Regions from separate parts of the Mus musculus genome. Here regions 1 and 2 are each linked to region 3. A link is a loop called in an ENCODE intact Hi-C map of the cell type or tissue named here. Cell type or tissue: gastrocnemius. All regions are shown on one strand. Region 1 holds the start of Bcl6b (B cell CLL/lymphoma 6, member B). Region 2 holds the start of Alox12 (arachidonate 12-lipoxygenase). Region 3 has its middle 13 kb from the start of Alox12e.

Region 1 (8,000 bases), 80 kb after region 3:
GCTTCCATTCCCCATGGTCCCCCAAGACCCACGCCCCACCCACACAGCAACACTCATTAGCCCATTCACCAGGCCCAGGCAAGCAGGCCCACCCCTGAGAGCCACGTTTAAGCAAAGACAAACATGCCTTTTCCCCACCCCCAACCCTAGGCCTTCCCATAGCCCTTTCCTCCTGTCCAAGACTTGATTTTAAAAAGAACCTCCCAGAAGGCAAAAGTTTCTTCTGGAAATTTCAAAACAAAACAAAACTCTGTAAACCCTAGATATTAACCTCCCATATCTCATCCCACCTTTTAGCACCACCAGGCTTCCGACACACCCCCCCAAAACTCTTAGCAATCAAAAGATTTAAGATGGTGTGTGAAGCAATCTTTTTAGGCCCCCCTAGTATGCCAGACCCTCTCCAAGACTACCAGATCACCTATATCAAGCCCTGCCAACGCCTCCTGCTCCTTGCACCCTCCTGGACCCCCAGAAACAACTGCTGTCCCCCAGCTCCCATCCCAGCAAAGCTTTTGTGGGGCTAAAAAAAAAAAAAAGCAAACACTGTCCTAATGTCTGTAGGAATATTGGGGGCTCTCAAGTCTCAAGCTTTGGTTTCAGTATGAGGTGCTACGTCTTAGGGGTACAAGAGAAAGCTTCTCTGGTCATCCCCCCAATTTCAAGAGTTACAAGGCGCAACCCCACCCCAGCACGCACCTCCAAACCTCCCCCCCAACCGCCACGTCTCTCCTGAAAACAGGGGACACTTTCCTCCCCACTTACCTCAGCTACTCTCCCCTGAGATCCTGGTCCCCTATTTTGAAAGGAGCAAATTTTGGGGTGCATCCCTCACATTTGGGGTGCAGGAGAAAAGAGACGCCCCAGTCGCATCGCTGGCCTCCTTCCTCTCAGCTGGCTCAAGGACTGGGGAGTGCCCTGGGGTGGGGGACCCCCACAAGAGAGCTCTGGAGGGGTTCCTCCACTCCCAGTCAGAACTGGGGACACCCCCCCAAAACCCGTCCCAGCCCATCCGTCTCCAACTCGGCGGGAGAGGCAGCTGCATTGCCCCAGTCAGATTCCCCCAACACTACATTCCTCACCCCATCTAGAGGGATCCCGGGGCCCCCAAAAAATCCCAAAAAAATCTAGGATGTTGGGAAGATGGTCCTGAACTAGCTACCCAAATTTGGGGTCCTTAGATACCCCCGTTTTTTCAGGAAAATTCTGTCTTTCTCCTGCCTCCCGCCAGCCCTGCTCTGTCCCGATGCCAATTTTGGAAGTCACTCCCTCCTTCCTCCTCCCCGTTTCTCCAGGCCCCCCCGCTTGGGGGCTAGGGTCCAGGACACCTGGTTTCCAGACCGGGGGACACTCTTTAGAAGGCTAGGGGCCAAGAGGTCAAGCTCATTGCCCCTGTCTCAAGGAAGCAGGAAAGCCCGATCCTCCCCTCCCCTCCCCTCCCCCCTGGCTGGTCTCGGTGGTGGTTTAGGAAAGCCTGGAGGACTGGAATCTGCCATTGCTATTGCACAGGCAGTTTTTTTTTCCTTGAGTTGGGGGGGTGGGCGGTGGGAGGGAGAGAGGGGAGGAGAGCCGAAGAGAGCAGGGACCTAGGCGGGAATATCTGGCCTGGCTTACCCTCTAGCCCCTGCTGCCGTTGGAAACCCCTCCCCCGCCTCTCAGTTCACCCTCATTCCCAATCCTCTGTCTGCTTTCTCTTTGGGGCTCTTATCTTAAAATATCAGGGTGCAAGATTCACCCCCCCCTTGTAGACCATCACAGCCTTTCCTTGCCAGTTTCAGCAGCACTGTTAGTCAGAAAGTACCCACTTTAACAAGAGACACCCCATCTCCTCCAAACGGATTTTTTCTTCCATAAGAAATCGGGGTTCAGAGTATGAAGCCACCTTTCCCCCCTTAGCACAACAGGTCATATTCCAGTGAGTCTATGATGGACCACACTGCTTTTTCCAGGCTTCACCCTTCAAATTCTGGCCTTATTTGGGGGTTCACTAATTTTTTTTACAATCTGGGGTGCCAGGGGACTATCAGCAAAAGATAACCTAAGTCAGAAGTGTGCTTTAGAATAGGTGAACCTCCAAATCAATTTCAATTTATGACCCACCTCTCAGCTTCACCAAATGTGGCCAGTGGCAAAACACCCAGAAACTGGATACCCCCCAAACTATCCTTCTACCCTGGGGGGGCTTCTCAATTCTCTCCTGTGGAGGAGTTTCACACATAAACATGTTCACAGGAATATCCAACCCTCAAAATGAGTTTCCACAAGATTCAAATACAAAACTTTGCCCCCCCATCAATCAAGCTCTCAGCTACAGAAAGCCTTCAGATCCTCTCCTAGCTTCTGGCTCTGCCACCAACTCAATGTAACTGGGCTCTCTAAAAAGCCCCAAGTTGACCTTTATGTCCCCAAACAATCTCATCCAAACCTTGAAACAGCACTTGGAAAGAGACTATGTCCCCCAAATTAGTTGCGTACTCATGCTCCCCCAGTAGACCAGAAATTAGAGATGGACAGTCTCACATGGGAGCATCAAATCCCTCCAAACCCCCGAACTAAGACATCTTTAAAACCAGCCCCGCACCTCCAATTTGCTATCAGCTGTCGAGACTAAAAACAGGCCTTATTGACTACAATAACTTCTATGGCAAGTGACACCCCAAAACTCAGAATAGCTAACTCTGTCCTGACATCAAAGCCCTTAATGTTTTCACCTCAAATTTGGAGATGAAAATTGGATAGAGACCAAATAATCTTCACAAAGTAAAGCCACATCGTCATCCAGGGTCCCTAGCTATCCCCAACCCCCAGTTGGTTTGCAGTTTTGTTTGCTACGTTTGCTTAAAAAAAAAAAAAATCAAAACCAATAAAACAAACAAAATGTACTCCACCCCCAAGAACAGAAGGGAGAGGCCTCAGGCCTAGATATGCTGGTCCATTCTTGCACAACTGCTATGCTCCAAACCCCAAACTCAAAGAGCTCCTGCTTTGTACCTGGGTTCAGCTCTGCCCCTCTTCTTCAAAGGAAACTTGTCCTTCTATCCCAAGGCTCCCCAAACAAAATCTAAGGGTGTGGTCCCTGCCTAGCTTCTGAATGAAGTACTTAGCTACCAGGTTCCTCCTGCCCTTTCTCCTCTGTCCTCTCTGTTTACTCCGACCAATGCTCATATTAATGTTCATTGAAAATTCCTGTCTACAAACATCTGGGTAGAAGGGTCTATCAAATTAGAAAACAAAACAACTGTGTTCCCAGGCTCAAGACCCCATCTCATCCTAACCACTATGTTCATTCCAAAGCCTTCCATAAGAGTTCTAGCCTGAATTTCCTGCGGAGACCCTAACTCTTCTGTCTTCGATCTACTGCCCCACAAAGAGACAGAGGTGCAGAGGAAACTATCAGAAAGAGAAGGCAGCTGAAAGTTTCCTGTAGCCTGGACCGAATGCATCCAGCTCACTGGTCTGAGCACATCACCAGCCAGGAGACCTAGGGGCGAAGCGAGGCTGGTGCTCGACCGCCCTCTCGTGGAAGGATGCAGACATTGCCGAGCTTTGCCTACTTGCCGCGCTGGACCCCGGCGTCCCGCCAGACTCTAAGCGCAGCCGACGGGCGGGTGCTCGAAGCCCTAGTAAGCTAGGACTGATGGAGAGCGTCAGGGCTTTAGGCGGGAGTCTGTATCTCTGGATCCCTATAAGGGTTGAGAAGAGAGTCGAGAGTAGGAGGCCGGACGCCTAGGTCTCCCGAGCGTCTCTCGGTCCCCACCCGGGGTTTTCCCCACCTCCTCGAGGGGAAGCAGCTGCAGGAGCCGTCCGGTCTCAGGACAATGGAAGGAAACGAACTAGAAATCATATCCGCCCTCTCCTTACCCCGCCTGGTCAGAGCTCCACCTCCCCCTTTTCTGGACCTTGCCTGTCAATCACTCCTCCTTCTCCCACTATCTGAGATCCACTGGAGTCCACTAATGCCTCCCCAAACCCGATACCACTTGGACTGTCTATTTTCTTCCTGAGTCCAATACATTAGAAAGAGGAGTTTTAGGATATTTCCTTTCTCCCTCAACTGGCTGTTGGCACACGCCTCCAAAACCCAACACTCCAATACTCGCTGTCCCAGCTCCTTCGACGACATAAGCCTCCCATATTACCACCCTCCGCACCACTAACCTCCCCAATTCTAATATCCTCATCCTCGGGTGCTTATTTAATGAACCAAAGCCATCCACGATACGACCACCCCGAGATTCTGAGATACAGTTTGAAACGGAGACCCCGCCCCGGGCTCACCATCTGGAGAGCCTCAGAGGAAGGAAGGATACAGACTCACGGGTTCACCCCACCTCCACCCCCGCCCCCGCCATCCCGGCTGAATAAAGGAGCAGAGACCGAAAGAGGAGAGAGACCCCGCCCCCCTCGAGAAGAGAAGCCGCAGCCCCTGCGGGACAGGGGTAAGAACCAAACCCTGAGGGTATCAGATTTCTGAGTCTCCAAAGAGGGCTTGGGGTTAGTTGATAGTAATAAGACCTGAACCCCAGGAACTGTGCTAAGAAGAGATGGAAAGTATTGGGTCTAGCGATAGGAGTCGCGTAGATGGGTGTGGGCTGCAGATCATATTTGGTCCCCCAGGTAAAGTCTGGTACCTGTGACCCAGGCGCCCGGGGAGCAGAGGAAAGGAAGGTAGTGGATGAGGTAACTAGAGTCGAACCAACGCACGGCGCGCGGGAGTGCGGGATTCCTCACGCTCGCCCTCCAAGCGGTGGAACGAGAGTTTCTAACTTGCTCCAAGATCTCCGCGATCCAGCAAAGGGAAGGAAGGAAGCAACCGTTTAGGGCAGAATGAACGAGAGGAATTAAGTGGTGATGCTGAGTCCGCTATCTGATGGCGTTGGTTGGCTCTAGGGGTATCCCAGGTAGAAAACATCAGAGAAGAAAGGAATCTGTTTTAGTAATGCCTAGATCCTCTAACTTTTTCGGTGGCTGTCGCAGGCTTAGGTCGCTATGGGTTCCACAGCGGCCCCAGAGGGAGCTCTGGGCTACGTCCGAGAGTTCACCCGCCACTCCTCCGACGTGCTTAGCAATCTGAATGAGCTGCGCCTGCGCGGGATCCTCACTGACGTCACGCTGCTGGTTGGCGGGCAACCCCTAAGAGCGCACAAGGCAGTTCTTATCGCTTGCAGGTTCGAGGGGGTAGGGCACCTGGGGACTAACTGGGGAAAAAACAGAGTAACATGGCTGTTGAGAGGTAATCCAAAGCATGAGGGAAGCTGGGAATAATGGTCCACACCGGCAATCCCAGAACTGGAGAGTAAGAAGGGGGGAGGAAGGAAGAAGGGAGGGGGAAGCTTGGGAGAGCATCCAAAAATTGAGGCAGCAGTGCTAGTGGGGAGGCAAGACTCTCCTTTGGTCTCCCGGCTCCTAACATGACCAACCCATCTGCCCTCTCTCCAGTGGCTTCTTCTATTCAATTTTCCGGGGCCGAGCGGGACTCGGGGTGGATGTACTCTCTCTGCCGGGGGGGCCAGAAGCCAGAGGCTTTGCTCCTCTTCTGGACTTCATGTATACTTCAAGGCTTCGCCTCTCTCCAGCCACTGCCCCAGCTGTCCTCGCAGCTGCCACCTATTTGCAGATGGAACACGTAGTCCAGGCGTGTCACCGTTTCATCCAAGCCAGGTAAAGGAACCATGGATTTGTATTCTCCCTAGCAGAACTAGTGCCGGGAATAAGGGCAAAGGCAACGACTAGGAGACGGTGTTAATGATCATCCTACTTTTTCTAGCTATGAACCTCTAGGCATCTCCTTGCGACCTGTGGAGGTAGAACCCCCAAGACCCCCAACAGTCGCTCCACCAGGCAGTCCCAGGCGCTCAGAAGGACACCCAGACCCACCTACTGAGTCTCGAAGCTGCAGTCAAGGTTCCCCAAGTCCAGCCAGCCCAGACCCCAAGGCCTGCAACTGGAAAAAATACAAATTTATTGTGCTAAATTCTCAGACCTCACAAGCAGGAAGCCTGGTTGGGGAGAGTTCAGGTCAACCTTGTCCCCAGGCCAGGCTCCCTAGTGGAGATGAAGCCTGTAGCAGCAGCAGCAGCAGTGAAGAAGGAACCACGCCTGGTCTCCAAAGCAGGTATAGAATCTATAACTCCCAAGAGTTTTAGAGTCTGGTCCACTCTAGGAGGCAGAGCCATTGAGTAGGCCATTGTGGCACCCTCTGAACCAGGTTTCAGGGATACTAACCCAGCTTAGGGAGTTGGCCAAAGGCCAAAGGTGGGACTTAATGATCAATATTGGCTCACTTCCAGAAGACAGGCCTTGAAGTCTGTATATTCCAGAAAAGGGGCAGGGCGGGGGGAGCCAGTGCCCCACCCCCAATCCCTAACCTTTTCTATGGCTCTTAACTTCTGCCTAGACTATCTCTAGCTACTACCACTGCACGATTCAAGTGTGGAGCTCTAGCAAATAACTCCTACCTCTTCACACCCCGGGCTCAAGAGACTTCTCTGCCAGCTTCTAAGCAGGCTAATCCACCGCCAGGTAAGAGGCTTTCTCTTCTGGCTTCTCTCCTGTAGCTGATCCAGGTCGATTTGGACCAAAAAGACCTCAGAATAGACCTATTGAATAGTCCCAAACTTGACTGCATTGGACCCCCTCTGGGTAACGTTCACCCCAGCAGTCAGAATGTCTGAGGGTGAGGACCAATCATAAATATTTTTAAGCTCTCTATGTACTTCCAAAAAGCAGCACAGTTTGGGAATTTCTGGCCCACCCAATCCAAGACTGAACGATCTGCCCAGAGTTTGGCAGGGCCTCTCTGGCAAGCCAGAAGGAGGCAAGAAAGGAAAGAAACAGAAAGCTCCACCCACTCCACACACTGTCAGCACCATTGAAATTAGCAGCATGCTACTAAATCAGTCGTATCTTACTGACTGACTGGCCACGAACAAGCCAAGTGACCGCCAGTAGCCTCCACAATAATTTAGGGGTTAAAAGGGCCAGCAGACCCTACTAGTGTACTGTTGTAGATTTATGGGTACCTGGGGGGAGTCCTCAGTAAATAACTAAGATTGTCATTGTTCCCTACCCTTAGGAAGTGAGTTTTTCAGCTGCCAGAACTGTGAGGCTGTGGCTGGGTGCTCATCGGGGCTGGAGCTCTTAGCTCCAGGGGACGAGGACAAGCCCTATAAATGCCAGCTGTGCCGATCTGCCTTCCGTTATAAGGGCAACTTGGCTAGTCACCGCACGGTGCACACAGGTAGGAGGGGGTCTTGGTCTTCCTGACCACCGCTCCCGTAGGGCGATCTGACTGTCTTCCAACTTGCAGGGGAAAAGCCCTACCGCTGCTCCATCTGCGGAGCACGTTTTAACCGACCTGCTAACCTAAAAACACACAGCCGCATCCATTCCGGAGAGAAACCGTACAAGTGTGAGACCTGCGGCTCGCGTTTTGTTCAGGTAAGGAGAAGGCTGGAAGGCAAATGGGAGGAGCGAAGAGGGTTCCGCCCCTCCCCAAGGTGATCTCAAGGCTCTGCCCTTTAGGTGGCACACCTACGCGCACACGTGCTCATCCACACCGGAGAGAAGCCCTATCCGTGTCCCACCTGCGGAACCCGCTTCCGCCATCTACAGACCCTCAAAAGCCACGTTCGCATCCACACCGGGGAGAAGCCATACCACGTGGGTACCCTATACAGCCTAATAATGGAATTATCCCTCGTATACGCAGGGACGAGTCTTGCCAGAAGTGCTAGGAATAAGCGACAGCCTAAAGAGCCCTAGTGAATCAGAGGCTTGCACCCGGGAGAAGGGGTGGAGGTAATTATGTGCCTGGACTAGGTGCTGTTGTCCCAAGGACCTAACAGTTGTTGATGCTTTTGTTAAGAAAGGCAAGGCCTATCTCCTGGGCGCCCCCAGAGGACATAGAAAGGCTGATTGTCAGCGGAGAGCTAGACAGTTCCCGAGTCCTAAATGAAAGGTGGTTATGGAAAGGTTGGGACCTGACAGACCTGTCCTCC
Region 2 (8,000 bases), 54 kb after region 3:
GGTCAGAGTTCCATTCCAGCAACATCAAGTCAAACTGGGGCATGCCAGCTCCCAGGGGCCACCGTTTCACTGTTAGACATTCAACATCTCTTCAGGTCCCATATAAGGTGGAAAACAATTAAGGAGATTACCTGGTGTCAATCTCTGGCCTACACACACACACACACACCAACCAATTAAAAAAGAAAAAAAAGGATGAATCAGATGTCTAGCTACAGAGCTGCAGAGATTTCTCTGAGATGAGTCAGGCCACACACACCCTTTCTCTTTGAGATAAGGTTCTATTCAGCCTAGGCTGGCACTGAACTCAGAGACATGCCTGTCTCTGTCTCTTAACTACTGGAATTAAAGGTGTGAGCCAATCTTGCTCTCTAGGAAAGCTCCAGGAAGCACGCACGCGCGCACACACACACACACACACACACACACACCAGTATAGAACAGGTTTGTTTCTTTAAAATAATCAAAACCAACCATCCTGAACAAACCTTCCTGGTTTCTTCTCTGAGACTTGGTTGCCCCCACTTCGCACATCCTTCAAAGGCACACAGTGGCCTCCTTCCTGGTCCCCCCTTTCCATGTGCCTTCTCCACTCTGACACTCCTGTCATACAGAGTTGGTGGTAGAGGAAAAGGAAAGAAGGGAGCCAATGGTGTTCTTTTACATGTTCAGTGTTAAGTTCTCTCTCAAAGTCTGAGAAGGTCTCAGGAGAGGTCTGCATTAGGAAAAGAGTACCCATGATCTCAAAGGAGAACCAACCCTCCCTGACCAGAACTCAACTCCAAGCCTAAGGGTACAGGAGACTAAGGATGGACAGAGCCTTGGCACAGCCTGGAGCATGCAGTCCTGCTTGGAGACCTTGTCCAAAATTGTGTGAACCCGGAGTTTGGAAGCTCGAGTTTGTGTCGCTGTGGCCCACGCAAGGCATCTCGGAAGCATTGGGAAATGACTTATTAGATTTCACAGGACAAAGTTCCTCCTGTCACATCAGAAAACACCAGATAGCAAGGACCACACTCCGAGAGGAAAGTCCTGGCCTTCCTGCAAGTGGAAACAGGTGTTGTATCCAACTTACTAATTAAAAAAGTGAATGTTACATTATCTGCCTTGAAATCATGTCCTATCATCACACACTTAAAATTACATGGCTAATAATGTAATGGTAATTTCTTATGAGTAAATGCCTCAAGAAACTTATATTATAGCCCTGTGTCATACACAAGCTCTAAGCAGCGCAGCAAAGACAGTAGAAACATCATCCAAAAAGAAAAGAAAAAAAGACAAAGAAAGTGACTGCAAGGCAAGGCGTTTGGCACGGGAGAAGGAAAAGGGATGGAATTGTTACGTTTAGAAAACGTCTTAAGAAACATCTTGGCTATGGAGTAGTGCAAGGGTCGCCGTGCTCGCCCACATCCCCGGGGTATAACCCAGCGGGAAAAGCTTTGATCCAGAAGTTAAAAGTTGCAGAGACAGGTCACGAGAGAGTGGGAGTTGGCTTCTGGCACAGACAGCAGGCACTGGAGTCTGGACCAAGAGAGGTTAGCTTTGAAGGTTCTAGACAAAGGGAAGGCACTGTTCCTTCTTGTGCCGTAGAGGAGAGCAGTCAGAGGACAGATTTAAAATGTGATGTTGAATTCTCGGTATTAAAGAGTAAGGAAAGGAGCTGAGCATGGTGGTGCATGCCTTTAGTCTCAGCACTGGGCAGAGGAGGCAGAGGCAGAGGCAGAGGCAGAGGCAGAGGCAGAGGCAGAGGCAGAGGCAGAGGCAGAGGCAGAGGCAGAGGCAGAGGCAGAGGCAGAGGAGGCAGAGGCATCTCTGTGAGTTCTAAGCCAGCCTGGCCTACATAGTAAAAATTCTTTCATTCAGATAGATGGATGGATAGACAGATATGAGAGAGAGAGAGAGAGAGAGAGAGAGAGAGAGAGAGAGAGAGAGAGAGAGAGAGAGAGATCTGAGAGCATGTGTCAGAAAACAAGTAAATTCATATCTGTTTCCAAGTAATGAAGCTGGCCCAAGGCTTGTATAGGTTTGCAGATTGATACAAGTTCCTCAGAGACAGAAATATGTTAGGCCTGAGTTCAATACTCAACACTACAGAAAACAATTAGGAATTAAATGTATCTTCTCAATATACTACATGGGCTTAAAAACTGAAAAGTGCAAAAAACCAAAAAAACAAAAAGCTGGGCGGTGGTGGCGCACGCCTTTAATCCCAGCACTTGGGAGGCAGAGGCAGGTGGATTTCTGAGTTTGAGGCCAGCCTGGTCTATAAAGTGAGTTTCAGGACAGCCAGGGCTACACAGAGAAACCCTGTCTCGAAAAACAAAAACAAAAAACAAAAACAAAAGCAAGAGGGAAGCAGGTCTTGGAAGTGAACATCCTGGTAGAAACTGAAGAAGTAGTAGGTGGTAAGAAATGGGAAAGGGACTCATGATATTTCATCATGAATAATAATAAGTTAATACACAGAGGGCTCTGTGTCAAACATTGTGCTAAGCGTCTAAGTGTCTGAACACATCATGTCATTAAGCTCGTGTAGAAGTTCAGTTCTTTTTCTTAGTGTTCTCATTCTCTCTCTCTCTCTCTCTCTCTCTCTCTCTCTGTCACACACACACACACACACACACACACACACACGTAACCTTAAGGAATCATCTAGTTGATACAAACCAAACTCTTGAGAAGGCAAAACACGGCCCACGAAAATGCACGAGGAGAGGGCCACGGCCTGCTGTGGAGAACCAAGGGGATGTAGAGAAAAGAGTGACGCCGGAACATTGAAAGGAGGGGGAGCTGTCACTTGACAGACACCCAATCCAGAGCACAGAACTTCTAGGCAGGAATGGGCCTGGAGAGTGTGCAATAGTAACCCACGAAGGACCTGACATGCCCAGGGTTTGGAGGCCTGAAGGTGTGACCTGGAAAGTCTCAGACTTTTCCTTCCTGCAAGCAGCAGCATCCTAGGTCCAGAAAACAGATCCTCCTGGCCCTGGCCTAGCCACCAAACTAGAACATCTTAGTTTACAGGAACCTAGTTAGGGACATGTACATGTGACAAAATCTGAGTCCTGAACAAGTTTCCCACTATTCACAAGGTCCCTAACCAAGTGTCATTCTCACCGCTGCTCATGACTTTACTTTTCTGAGACCCAAGGCCAGGAGATAACTTGGGAAGAAAATCCAACCTGGGCTCCACTAAAGAAAGGCTCACTCTCCTTACCTGGAAGAAATAAACTCGTGAAACCCACCCACTGGACTGTAACTGATTCTATACTGCACCCTCCTACCCAGACTGGTACTCTGCATCCGAGATCTGGAGGAGGTTGGACAAAATCATTCACTGTCCTTGGCCTCCCTCAAGATGCGTGGCCCATGACACTTTTGTGTATTTGAAATCTTAAAGTCGGAGCTGGAGAGATGGCTCAGCGGTTAAAAGGGCTTACTGTTCTTCCAGAGGTCCTGAGTTCAGTTCCCAGCAACCACATGGTGGCTCACAACCATCTGTAATGGGATCTGATGCCCTCTACTGGTGTGTCTAAGACAGTGACAGTGTATTTACATACATAAAATAAGTAAATCTTTTTTTTTTAAAGAGAGAAAGAGAGAAAAGAAGGAAGGAAGGAAGGAAGGAAGGAAGGAAGGAAGGAAGGAAGGAAAAGAAATCGTAAAGTCTTATGTTCAGGTGAGTGGGAGACCATGAGGGTGGGGGAGAAGGCAGGGGTGGGGTTCTAAGTCTGGAAACGCTGTCTTTTCAGGCTCAAGGCAGCCTGGGAATCCCTGGGGGTTTACTGAAGGGGTGACTTCAAAAGCAGTACAGAGCAGGGACTGGGGGTGTTTGGGGACCACAGATGGTTTTAGCAGCTGGGCATCCCCCAGGCCCTCCCAGGCTCACCTGCTATAGGCATTCCTCTCAGCCCAGAAAAGACACTTCTTTTCCCTCCGTTTGAAAAATGGTTTCAACCCCTTTGCAAGTTCTCCTAAAAGCCCAGAGACCTTGGGAAGGGCCTCCTTAGCTCCCACTGTAGCTGATCCAAACGCACACCCCTTTCCCAAAGCCTGTTCTTGGGCTGGGCTAGCAGGTTCAGACTAGTCTGGGGCGGGGACTTGGGAGTGCCTAGGAGTTGTGAGGGCGGGGACACAGATCCATCTTTTTAAAGTTTTGGACCTGGCCCCGAGGCGACGGTGGCCCTGGGCGGTCTTCGAATTGAACTTAACTTGGATCGCCTCCTGAGAGGCCAGAGGGAGCCATGGGCCGCTACCGCGTCCGTGTGGTCACTGGGGCCTGGCTCTTCTCCGGATCCCTCAACCTAGTGCGTTTGTGGCTGGTTGGGGAGCACCGGGAGGCGAAACTGGAGCTGCAACTGCGGCCAGCGCGGGGCAAGGTCAGTGAGCAAGAACTGGGGCCCTCTACTGTCCAAGCAGAGAGTAGGAGGATGGCAAGGGACAGGAGACTAGGGTCTGTGACAGTAAGACCGCGATGGAGATTTGTAGAGGTGGGACACCGGGAGTGATGTCAACTACGGGCCCCGGGTGGTCTCCTTTCCCACACCCCAGCCCAGGCAGCCCTCTGAGTCCTGCATTCTTAGCCCCAGAGCCGATTTAAATACAGGACTTGAGGTCAGTCGAAGCTCCTCCAAGTTCCGGTGTGGTGGGAGCTCAGTGAACGGGATGAGACAGGCGATGATCGTCATCATCTGCTCAAATCTCTGGTCAGCGCGCTGTAGACGCTGGTCTTCCCTCAGAAATGGGACATCTTAGACCCGCCAGACAGGTTAGGGGTGGAAGAGGGAAGGAGAGCAGGGGCGAGGTGTGTTCTTTGACGGCTGCGGTAAGCTGAGGCTCCACAAAGGGGAGGCTCGGCCACCGAAAGGCTTCTCCCAATCCCTTCTATTAAGTGTGGTCCCCGCAGGAGGAGGAGTTTGACTTCGACGTTCCCGAGGACTTGGGGCCACTGCAGTTTGTGAAACTGCACAAACAGCACACAGTTGTGGATGACGCCTGGTTCTGCAACCTCATCACAGTTCAGGGGCCGGGGACAAGTGCAGAGGCCGTGTTTCCCTGCTACCGCTGGGTGCAGGGAGAGGGAATCCTGAGCCTCCCGGAGGGGACAGGTGAGCGGGGCAGCATCCTACCCTGGGGGAGTGGACGAAGAGGGAAAGGGCAGTGCTGGCGGCGAGGGTGTGGAGGAATAGGGCTAAAGAGGAGGAGAGGGAAAGAACTTGGAGAAAGGGTGGGCAGAAACGGAACAGTGAGTTTCTAGGGCGCAAGTGAGGAAATGAGAAGTTATGAATTCCCCAAGTGTTTCCCAGGATAAGTGATGTTGCAAATGAATTAAAGAGGGAAGTAAGAGATCTGGAGACTCTGTTTTCCTAGATAGAAAGAAGGTCATGGAGCCGGGGACACAAATGGAGAAGTAAAGAAAACAGTAGTACTGTGATTCGGAACCCGTGGGGAGAGGGACAGGTGAGGGGCTCAGAGAACAAGAGCTGGTGGCCAATGAGCAACGGGGCCGCGAGGAAGGGCCGCTGGTCGGCTGATTTGATTGGATGGTGGGGACCACCTGGCAGGAGGAGGCATGCGAAAGAGCCCGTAAAACTTCACATTTTTACCATGGGAAACCAGAGAAAGAGAAGTGCAGAGGCAAGTGAAAGCCAGGGTGGTAAGGGCGGGAACACTTGGAGACAGGTGGATTTCACTGAGGCGGCACCCAGGACAAGTCAGTAGCTGTAGAGTGATCAGCTCCAGAGGCGAAGCCAGGAAATGAAAGTACCGCTGAACGTGAACAGATGAAATTTAAGGTGTGAGATTAGCCAAAGCAACAAGTAGCTATAGGTGTGGTGTTGGTGACACCACATTTCATCACCTTAATTAGCGTGATTCTCCCCTCACCCCACCCCCACTTTAGATATTGATGAAATAGATTAGGAGATTGTGAGCTTAAGAAACAGGAAAGCATGGAGGATATGGGATTCTGGTCTGGAAGAGAAAATTGTGGGCTGAAGGAAGTGAAATGTGAGCTCAAACCAGCAAGAACCCGATGAATGTGTTCAGGGATCAGTCAAGGCAACTCCGGAGATAAAGACAAAGGAGCCCAGCAGAAAACATAGACTCTGGCTACAAAGAGAGAGTAGGTGACAAGCAGAAGAGTGCTCAGAACCAGACAACATGTAGCTAATTGTAACTTTCCCCAGCCCGCCTGGCAGGAGACAATGCCTTAGATGTCTTCCAGAAGTATCGAGAAAAGGAACTGAAGGAAAGACAACAGACCTACTGGTAACCATTTTCCCTAGAGGCCTCCCAACTGCCCCCCCCACCCCTCCCTCTCCCTGCCCTGCACCCATCACTGATCTCAACACTCTCTCTGAAGTGTTGTCCCCAACTTGTAGCTGGGCCACCTGGAAAGAAGGCTTACCTCAGACAATAGCAGCGGACTGTAAGGATGACCTTCCTCCAAATATGAGATTCCATGAGGAGAAGAGACTGGACTTTGAATGGACGTTGAAGGCGGGGTAAGGAGAGGGTGGACGCTCATGGGATGGGGTCTGGGAGATCCACGAATGGAGGTGGACAGTGAGGAGCTGAGGGTCAGGTGATGGGCTCATGTCTTAACACCTATCCTAGGGTTCTGGAAATGGGCCTCAAACGTGTTTATACCCTCCTGAGAAGCTGGAACCATCTGGAAGACTTTGATCAGATCTTCTGGGGCCAGAAGAGTGCCTTGGCCGGTCAGTGGTTTCCCCATAACCCCCTAGTGGCCCCTTTTCATTACAATCCATGGTCCCCATGGGTCCTTGCCAAATTAAGATGTAATGTGCCTGATATTCTCACAGAGGCCTCAAAAATGACAAAAATAAACCTGGGCTGAGCGTAGGATAGTCTAAGTTCCTTAGGTTCAATGTGAAGAACAGAAACATCTAACCTGTGTCCCTTGTCCTTTCTGTGCTCCCCCACCCCACCCCAGAGAAGGTTCACCAGTGTTGGCAGGAAGATGAACTCTTTGGCTACCAGTTCCTCAATGGCGCCAACCCCATGCTTTTGAGACGCTCCACCTCTCTGCCCTCCAGACTGGTACTGCCCTCTGGGATGGAGGAGCTTCAAGCTCAGTTGGAGAAAGAACTCAAGGTACCTTCCTCCTGCTCTGTCCGGCATTGCTCTCTTGTTACTAGTGTGTAAGACCTCGTGAGGCTGAGACAGCGACCTCAAGTGATGAGGGAAAAGGAGGCATCCCTGGGTGCATGCTCTAGTAAGAAAAAGCCCTGAAAAACGGCACCACCATCATGTAAAAGCTTACAAGGAATTCCTGTATGAATGGGGGAAAGAGGATGGATTTCCAGGGCACAGGCTGGCTCCAGAGACGTTAGCTGGAACAATGACATTCTTGCTGAGGTTTTCTTGTGGACTTCAGTGACCTTGGCAGATGAAAAGGGAAGCCTGTGTCATGGTGCAGGGAGATAGAGGAGCTTTTCTGGGAAATAGCTACCGGAAGGGTAACCCTGTGCACACTGTACCAGTGGCCGTGGCGGCTCCGGGAGCTCGATGGAATATCCCTCAGGGTAGGTGAGATTCTCATAGAGCTGATGAGGGACTGCTGAGGTGGTGGAAGCCGAGAGCAGAGAGACCACTTAGGGAGGATAAGACGAGGGACTGATCATCTGGACACTGAGTCCCGTTGATAGTGCTGTGATGCAAACTGGATTGAGCAGGCCTATTCTGTACCCAGATCTACATGTATCCCCACACAAGATATCTCATCAGGCTGGGTTTGGTTTTGTTTTGATTTAAGATTAGAAGAACTGGACCAACCAGGTACAATAGCTCTGCCAAAAGGAAGGACGGTGAAAGAAATCAATGTCCGTAAACACCTTACCTCTTGGCCCTTCTGTGCGTGAACTTTGAACCCTGAGATGGATGCATTCCTTTCTCCAGAATGGATCCCTGTTTGAAGCTGACTTTATCCTGCTGGATGGAATTCCAGCTAATGTGATCCGAGGAGAACCACA
Region 3 (8,000 bases):
TTGCATGTTATACCAATGCTACCACTCAGCATAGATGTGAAAGAAAGGGATCCTTATAGCGAAGAGACATCTGAAGTCACCTGTCTATCTTGGCAGTATTTGTAATGGCCAAGAACCAGAAAGGATGCAAAGGCTCGTCCACTGATGGATGGATGGACAGATGGACAGATGGACGAGACATGGTGCCCAAGTAAGATGGGAGAGTGTGAGCTGTGAAAAGAGGCGAAGTCCATTGACTTACAGCAGCAAAACAGGCTAGAAGGAGAGAGCATTCTGCTAAGAAATGGAGTGAGCCAGGCACACAGGGAAAAGGAGACTGTGTGACCTCATCATCCCTGCAGGAAAAAGAGAGTAGATCTTATGACAATCCAGCGCAGAGCAGTGGTCACCAGCTGCTGGGAGAACGAAAGGAAAGGTGAACCGGGAAGATTGGTCCATGAGCAGGAAGTTGCCGGCTAGTTTTGTCAAAGTCCAGGCTCAGTGAGAGATGCTAGCTCAAAAAGTAGGGTGGCGAGGGATTTCAGAAGACACTTGGTGTAAACCTCTGCCTCCACACATGTGCACACAACTTGTGTATGCAACTGCATGCACACACAGACCTAAAACTATGAAATAGCTCCATGAAAACAGGAAAGCGTTCATGACATTGGTCTGTGCAAAGACTTCTGGGATATGATGCTGAAAGGTCATAAGGGCAACAGACATGAAGATGGGCAAACGGGATTACATCAAACCAGAGGAGATGTGAACTCACAACCCACAGGCTAGGGAAGTAGCTGCAGTCCTGGCCAGTTCAGCAGTACAGCTCAGCGATGTTGACTGTATTCGAGATGGTTGCAGTAAGTCTACAGAACCCTACAATCTTGCAAAAACGGAAATGGAACAGTGACATCCTTTCTCCTAGACCTGGGCATCATCATTTCCTATTCTTTTTGTGATTGGCTTATTTCACTTAGCAGAATGTCTTTGTGGAGTTTCTTCGGTGTTCATTTGTGTAGACAGATGTGAAAGTATTTCCTTCTTATAGATGTGGAATGATAATCCATTTGTGTGTTTATTACCAGTGAGTAGGATGGGGCTATTTGTTTGTTTTTTGTTTTCTGTTTTTTAGAGACAGGGTTTCTCTGTGTAGCCCTAGCTGTCCTGGAACTAACTCTATAGACCAGGCTGGCCTTGAACTCACAGAGATTCACCTGCCTCTGTCTTCCCAGTGCTAGAATTAAAGGCATGTGCCACCACTGCCTGGCAAGAATGGGATTCTTTTGCTCTATTTGGATGGAAACCTGGTGTTGGCAGTAAGTGGTTCATGCAGTGTTGGTAGCCCTGGGCCCTGGAGTGCTAGGCAGCTGGCAGACAGGCATATAGCACCAAATCCTGGAAACGAGAGACTCTGAATTCCAGGCATTAGAAACTAGAGGCTTACAATTCAAAATATTGAGCTTAGACATTTTCTGTTCTAGGCTCCAGTTACTAATGGCCTGGCATTTAACAGCCAGAGAGCTGTCGCTCCAAGCAGCCCCTTGGACAACTGTAGTCAAATGCAAGCATGGCGCTTCTTAGCTTTGCAGCCCTGGGTGAGACGTGGACGTTGAGATTTTCAGTTCCTTTTGCAGCTGGCATGTTGCCTTCCAGATCTAGGGTGCTGTGTCCTTGGCTCTTTACAGTGGCTAAAGTCTTGTTGTCAGCCCTGTGGCAATAGGGCCCTTGGCCCATGGTGATGGCTATGCTTGGTTGTCAAGTTGACTACATCTGGAATTAACTAAAACCCACTTGCTGGGTACAGCTGTGAGGATTTTTTTCCTTAATTAAATATTTTGTGGTGGAAAGATCCATCATTAGGGGCTGGAAAGATGGCTCAGCGGTTAAGAGTACTGGCTGCTCTTCCAGAGGTCCTGAGTTCAATTCCCAGCAACCACATGGTGGCTCCCAACCATCGGTAATGGGATCCAATGCCCTCTTCTGGTGTGTCTGAAGACAGCAACAGTGTACTTTCATGCATAAAATAAAAAACTATCTTTTAAAAAGATCCACCTTTAATCTGGGCCACACCTTCTGACGGTAGCCTATATGCAGTTCATGAGAAAGAAGCTTGCTCTTGGCCTGCTGGCTCTTGCTCTCACTGTCCAGTCCATTCCTTTACTGCCATTTGATCCTGTTTCTTTGGGATTTTGACATTCTGATGACCAGCTGAGACATTCAGCCCTGTAGACTGAACAACTACTGGATTCTTAGACCTTCAGTTGGTAAACAGCTATTGTTAGATTAGCTGGACCACAGCATGCATGCATATGTATGTGTGTGTATTATATGTATGTATATGTATATACATAAATGTGTATGAATATATGTGTGTATATGTGTGTGTGTGTATTCATTCTATAAGTTTTGTTCCTCTAGAGAACCCTGACTAATGCAGCAAATGATGCTTGGCTGCTTCCTAGACATTTTCCTGTGGCTAACACCCACAGTTTCCTCTCTCTGTCTCTTTACACATGTCTATATTTCTTCTTCCTTGTCTGTCTGTCCTCTTCTCCCTACCCTCTATTTCTGTTGTTCTTTGTTGTCTCCTTCCTTTGTCCCCTCTGTCATTTCTTTTTTTTTTTTTTTTTTTTTAAAGATTTATTTATTTATTATATGTAAGTACACTGTAGCTGTCTTCAGACACTCCAGAAGAGGGAGTCAGATCTTGTTACGGATGGTTGTGAGCCACCATGTGGTTGCTGGGATTTGAACTCTGGACCTTCGGAAGAGCAGTCGGGTGCTCTAACCCACTGAGCCATCTCACCAGCCCCCCTCTGTCATTTCTAATAAGCCCCAGTCTCTCACCATGAGATGCTTCATCCCCCTCTCACTGTTACTGACATTTGGGCTTTTTATTTATTTGCGTGTTTGCCTTTGTGCTATCAGCTCAATCCCCTCTACTTAAAAAGAAAACTGTGTAGGGTTCAAGCCTCATGGGCTTCCCCTATTTGCCTTGGCAAGTCCACTGATGTCCTTGCTCATGCTTAGGCAGGGACACCAGGGAGACTTTATGGGTGTTGCATTGACATAGGAGACACAGTCTCACAGCAAACTCCCTGATCCCCTGGTTCGTAATCCTTCAGGTACCTCTTCCACAATGATCTCTGAGCCTTAGGTGTCGGAGTGTGTTGTGAATGTATCCATTGGGACTGGGTTCCTCTGCATTGTGATTGGTTATGGTATTATGTAGTGACCTCTATTTGTTGCAAATATATATTTCTTCTTCATGAGTGGTAAGGACTAAACTTACCTTTGGGCATAAGAACAACCCTGCACAAAGATCTACAGACAACTAAGAAATACTAAGAGCAAGAGAAACACTTTTCTCCAGGGAAGAGCATACTAATTAATTGGTTATCCAATACCAAGTGGTCAAACCCTGAAAATAGACGTGTAACATTATATAGATTGTGGTGGCAGAAAGGCCAGAGGGAGCTGTGCAAGATGGGATGGCTAGAAATGTGCTTTGATGAGGGGGGAAGGCAGTTTCAGCAGCAAACAGCTGTAGTCTTAGTGTAGCTTTCTCCAGGCATCTGTGGCAGCCACAAGGGCGGTCCTGCCAGCTGCCAGAGAGGGGTTGTTTGTCTCTGCCACAGCCCACAGGTTGAGAACCATTGCTTTCCACGTTATCTCTGCTCTAGCCCGAGGAGAGGCGGGTCCCTCTGTTCTGTTCCATACAAAACACTATCTTTTCACCTGGTGAGGGACATCTGATTTGTTTCCACCTCGTGGCCATTGTGAATAATGCTACAACAAACATGGGTGCTTAAATAGCCTTTTGAGGTTCTATTTAATTTAATAGAATGTAAGTCCAGAAATGGATTGCTGGACTCTATGGGACTTCTACGTTTTTTTTCCAGATCTTTCGTTCTTTTATATTAGGCTCAAGAAAACTTTGGTAATCTTGATTAGATTACTTTGAGATGACTTTGAACAATTCTTCGCTCTGTCTATACCCTCTGCCAAGGCAGCATTTTACATAACTCTGGGGCGGGAACTCTGAGAGTTCGGGTGCAGTTCTGCAACATGACGGCCATTCACCTATGGAAAGAATTCCAAGTCCCAGGTCCATCATTCTGTTTCACCGAAAAATGTCATGTGTTGTTGTTCCCTAGATAACCTCTAGAGGGCGCTCTCTTTAAACACTAAACACTAACTCGGGTGGAGCGTGGGGTTTTGTGCTGCTTCTCTGCACCAAGTGGTTTCTATTTTTCTCTTTACAGGTGTAAGGAAAACAACGTAACAATCTCAAATGTCTAAAAAGCAAAAAAGAGTTAACACTAAATTATGAGTATTTTCCAACCTCCTTTCCCCCCTAGCAACAGAATTACTATGATTAAGGAAAAAAACAACAGCAACAAAAAATTATGTACATAGTTGTGATTCTTCTTAAAAATTTTTTTCTTGGAGTTTTACAAATATAAACAGATTTAAAGATTAGTATTCTTGTCTTAATTTAAAATGCTTCATTATGCTCATTCTTATTGTTTTATTTCCTGGTATTAACTTCAGTTTCCTATTTTTGTGCTTCAATTGTATTTCTTTGTCTAATTTTGGAAAAAAAAAAGCTCACCATCACTTGGGGTGAAACGTGGCTTGAATACAGTGTATCCAGGAGACAACTGAGTTCCCCTTTCCCCTCATGCGGCTGAAGTTTTTAATTTTCTGCAGTTTGTTTATTCATTATTCTTTGTGTAGATTGTGCTTTTTTGGTTGAAGTCTGAGAATTCTTTGACGATCTCTTTTGTTGTTGTTATTTGTGTTTTGGTTTTTCGAGACAGGGTTTCTCTGTGTAGCCCTGGCTTTCCTGAAACTCACTCTGTAGACCAGGCTGGCTCGAACTTTCAGAGACGTGTCTGGCTCTGCCTCCCAAGTGCTGGGATTAAAGGTGTTCACCACCAACACCCAGCCTGACTATCTCTTCATACTGACAATCTTTCCATTTTTTTTTCCTGAATGCTCCACAGATTCATATTTTAGACATTAGTCTAGTATGCATTCTAAGGTAATTTTTATACAAGGCATGAGGCAAGTTTCTTTTTCAGAACCCATAGATACCAAATTTTTAGAAACATGGCTTAGAAGTTAAGATCAGTGGTTGTTCATGCAGAGAGAGGACCTGGGTTTGATTCTCAGGACCCAAATGTTGGCTCACATCCATCTGTAACTCCAGTTGCAGGGGATCTGGCACCCTCTCCTGGCCACTATAGGCAGTGATGTATGAGGTACACAGACAAAAAAACACCATGTAAATAAAATAAAATAAAATAAAATAAAACAAAACATTACATCTTTTTTTTTTTTCCGGAGACGGCTGTGACATGGCTGTGTTGCTCTTTTTTTTTTTTGTTGTTGTTGTTTTTTTTTTTTTTTTGTTTTGTTTTATTACGTATTTTCTTCAATTACATTTCCAATGCTATCCCAAAAGTCCCCCCCCCCCCGCCACTCCCCTACCCACCCATTCCCATTTTTTGGCCCTGGCATTCCCCTGTACTGGGGCATATAACATTTGCCTGACCAATGGGCCTCTCTTTCCAGTGATGGCCGACTAGGTCATCTTTTGATACATATGCAGCTAGAGTCAAGAGCTCTGGCTGTGTTGCTCTTACACTGTTCCACTGCTCTGTGTATTCTTTCCTCCTTAGTCTTAATTCTGAGTACTATAGTTACGTAAGTCTCAAAAATGAGTAGACCGACCTTACCTATGACTTTATTCTTGTCAACTGCGTTAGCCGTTCTACTGTGGTTCCCTTTGTACAAACCTTTCAGACTAATCTTACTGATATGCACATTACTGTTGGAAATTGGAAATACATTGTATTAAAACTGTGCCTCTGTTGAGGAGGATTGAGGTTCTGACTAAGTCTTCAGTCATCAGGCATAGAATGCCGTATCACTTGTTCTCAGCTGCCTTACTGTCACGTTCTGTTAACTACTCCTCTGAGTGGTGCTGTATTTCAAACATTGGCATTCTTGTGCTTGTTGCAAACATACAGACGCATAACCTAATTTTGCATATTCTATGCACCCACAGGGGTGGGTGTCTCTGTGTGAGAGAGAGACATGCATGTGTGTGTTGTATTTATCTACATTGTGTGTGTATGCATGTGTGTCTGTGTTGCATGTATATGTGTAAGTGTGTCTGCTTAGAGACATATCTACTCTTTGTATTCCCTTGGATACCACTAGACCTCTGGTAATGGTGGTCCTAGGAACACAGGGAATGAGAAATGAGTGTCCTCAGACCTAGAAGTGACAAGAGCCAAGGGGTGGCTGACATCTGAAATAGAGGCAGTGGCAGATGCAGGACCAGTCTCAAGCCCCAGAGAATAGGTCTTTTCTAACTCAGATCTTCCAAGTGGCCATATCTCTGCTAAAATGAAATGTCTGCCTACTATAGTCAGAAGTGAGATGTTGGAGTCATGGTTACACTGCCAAGTCTATGTGGGAAGGGAGCCCCAGACTCTGGTGTGATGGTGACCCCGGGGAAGATGGTGTAAGCGGTGTCCTTCCTCCAGGGAACCGAATTCCGACAGTGGCTCTGATGGTGTAAGTGTATCAGAAGGTAATGTGAGTTTCTCCTCTGAGGCAAAACTGCAGGATCCAGGTAGCTCCCCTAACTCACTTTAAGCCTGTGACAACTGTTGGACTGTCCTCTGGCTATTAGTGTCACCTGTGCAGCAGGATCTGCTGGGCCTCCCTTGTCAAGCCCTTCCCTGTGATGTGAGCAGCGTCCTGCAGGGCTTAGTGCCAGTGTGGCTTACTGCATTGCCTAGGCTCCTGTCCAAGGTATCAGGGACTTGCAGAGTCCCTCTGTCTCCCCTTCCCACGCTCCCCTTCAGCCATGCAACTCCAACGCGTTCGTCACTCTTTCTTGTAGGAGCAGAGGCCAGCGCTGAAAGCTTCCATTTGACTATCTCCAAATTGATATTTTACTGTTAAAAAGGTCTTAAATATATAGTTTGAGAATTTAGGGTTTGTTTGCTACTAGGGTTGCTAGAGATGCTAGTGAGGAAGGGACCCTCAGGGTGGGGCTCTTTGTTGAGGTTTTCAAAGTCAAATTGCAAAAGGGAAACTGAACACAGGCAGCATGTTCATAAGGTGACGAGTGAACAGAGCTGGAAGCCTTCCTCCCAGATCACATGGTCAAATACACACACACACACACACACACACACACACACACACAAAACCAGGACAAGGACAGTAGGGGGAGGGGATGCCAGGGGACGAGTGTCGGTGACCTTTCCTGGAGCAAGAGAAGATTCCCGGAACTTGAGCATGCCTCTCCTTTGCTTCCTTGATGGTCTGACACTTCCTGTCGTCTCTGCAGTAGTTGAGTCACTTAGGACGGAAATTAGAATATAATGAACCTGGAGGTTATCTGCTGGCTGCTCTGGCAGTCACTTTAAAGCTACCCAGGGTTGAATAAGTCATCGAAAGAGGAACTCCTGGCCTTTGGGCATCCTGTCGTCAAACTCTAGGGTGAGGTTGAAATTTAGCTAGGTCATGTACACAGTTCACTGGTAACAATTCACAACATGTGGCGCTTTCACGGATAATTAAATCAAGGACATGTTTTTTTTAACCATCCCAAGAGCCATTGCATCGCTAGGGCCTAAGCAGTCACTCGTACCCTCCTCAAGTTAAGATGCAGGGTAAGACACATAACAGAAAAACAGCCATGGGGCTATGTAACAAAAGTATACACATGCACTGCAGTGCCTGCAGAGGCTAGAAGAGGGCATCAGAAACCCTGGAACTACAGTTGTAGATGGTTGTGAGCAGGTGGGTAATGGGACTCGAACGTGGGTCTTCTGAAAGAGCAATAAGTGCTTTTAACTGCTGAGTAATCTCTCCAGCCCCATCTGCCCTATTGCTTGGAGCTTCTATTATGCTAGCCTAGACACCAGACAGAAGCAACGAGCCTGAATATGACCTGGTGGGTTCAGCCTTGCTTTCTGTCTGTGTCTCCCTTT

What was found. Peaks named below come from ENCODE experiments on the same cell type or tissue, not always from the same donor. Only the 100,000 strongest peaks of a DNase experiment are listed, where the experiment ranks them.
Region 1: a loop joins it to region 3, with 3 times the contacts of the local background. A loop is called at or near these places in 12 of 42 quality-filtered maps.
Region 2: a loop joins it to region 3, with 4 times the contacts of the local background. A loop is called at or near these places in 23 of 42 quality-filtered maps.

The regions. Positions count from the first base shown.
Region 1 is chr11:70,226,149-70,234,148 of GRCm38, reverse strand. Bcl6b (B cell CLL/lymphoma 6, member B) reads left to right here and starts at 4,351. Exons shown (of 9, transcript NM_007528.3): 1 at 4,351-4,439; 2 at 4,978-5,168; 3 at 5,440-5,661; 4 at 5,768-6,115; 5 at 6,398-6,522; 6 at 7,076-7,240; 7 at 7,310-7,440; 8 at 7,525-7,662. The coding sequence starts at 4,990. In gastrocnemius, a CTCF peak has its summit at 3,517 (motif pointing left); DNase peaks (open chromatin) are centred at 1,011, 1,401, 3,538 and 5,096; H3K4me3 peaks cover 6,862 bases; H3K27ac peaks cover 8,000 bases.
Region 2 is chr11:70,251,520-70,259,519 of GRCm38, reverse strand. Alox12 (arachidonate 12-lipoxygenase) reads left to right here and starts at 4,150. Exons shown (of 14, transcript NM_007440.5): 1 at 4,150-4,382; 2 at 4,910-5,111; 3 at 6,192-6,273; 4 at 6,387-6,509; 5 at 6,622-6,725; 6 at 6,962-7,122; 7 at 7,927-8,000. The coding sequence starts at 4,248. All of the region lies in intron 2 of Gm40191 (a long non-coding RNA gene), which reads right to left. In gastrocnemius, a CTCF peak has its summit at 4,417 (motif pointing left); a DNase peak (open chromatin) is centred at 4,384; H3K4me3 peaks cover 1,772 bases; H3K27ac peaks cover 844 bases.
Region 3 is chr11:70,305,694-70,313,693 of GRCm38, reverse strand. No RefSeq gene overlaps it. Among named protein-coding and RNA genes, the nearest start is that of Alox12e, 13 kb to the left of the region's middle. In gastrocnemius, CTCF peaks have their summits at 4,139 (motif pointing right) and 5,203 (motif pointing left); DNase peaks (open chromatin) are centred at 4,140 and 5,200.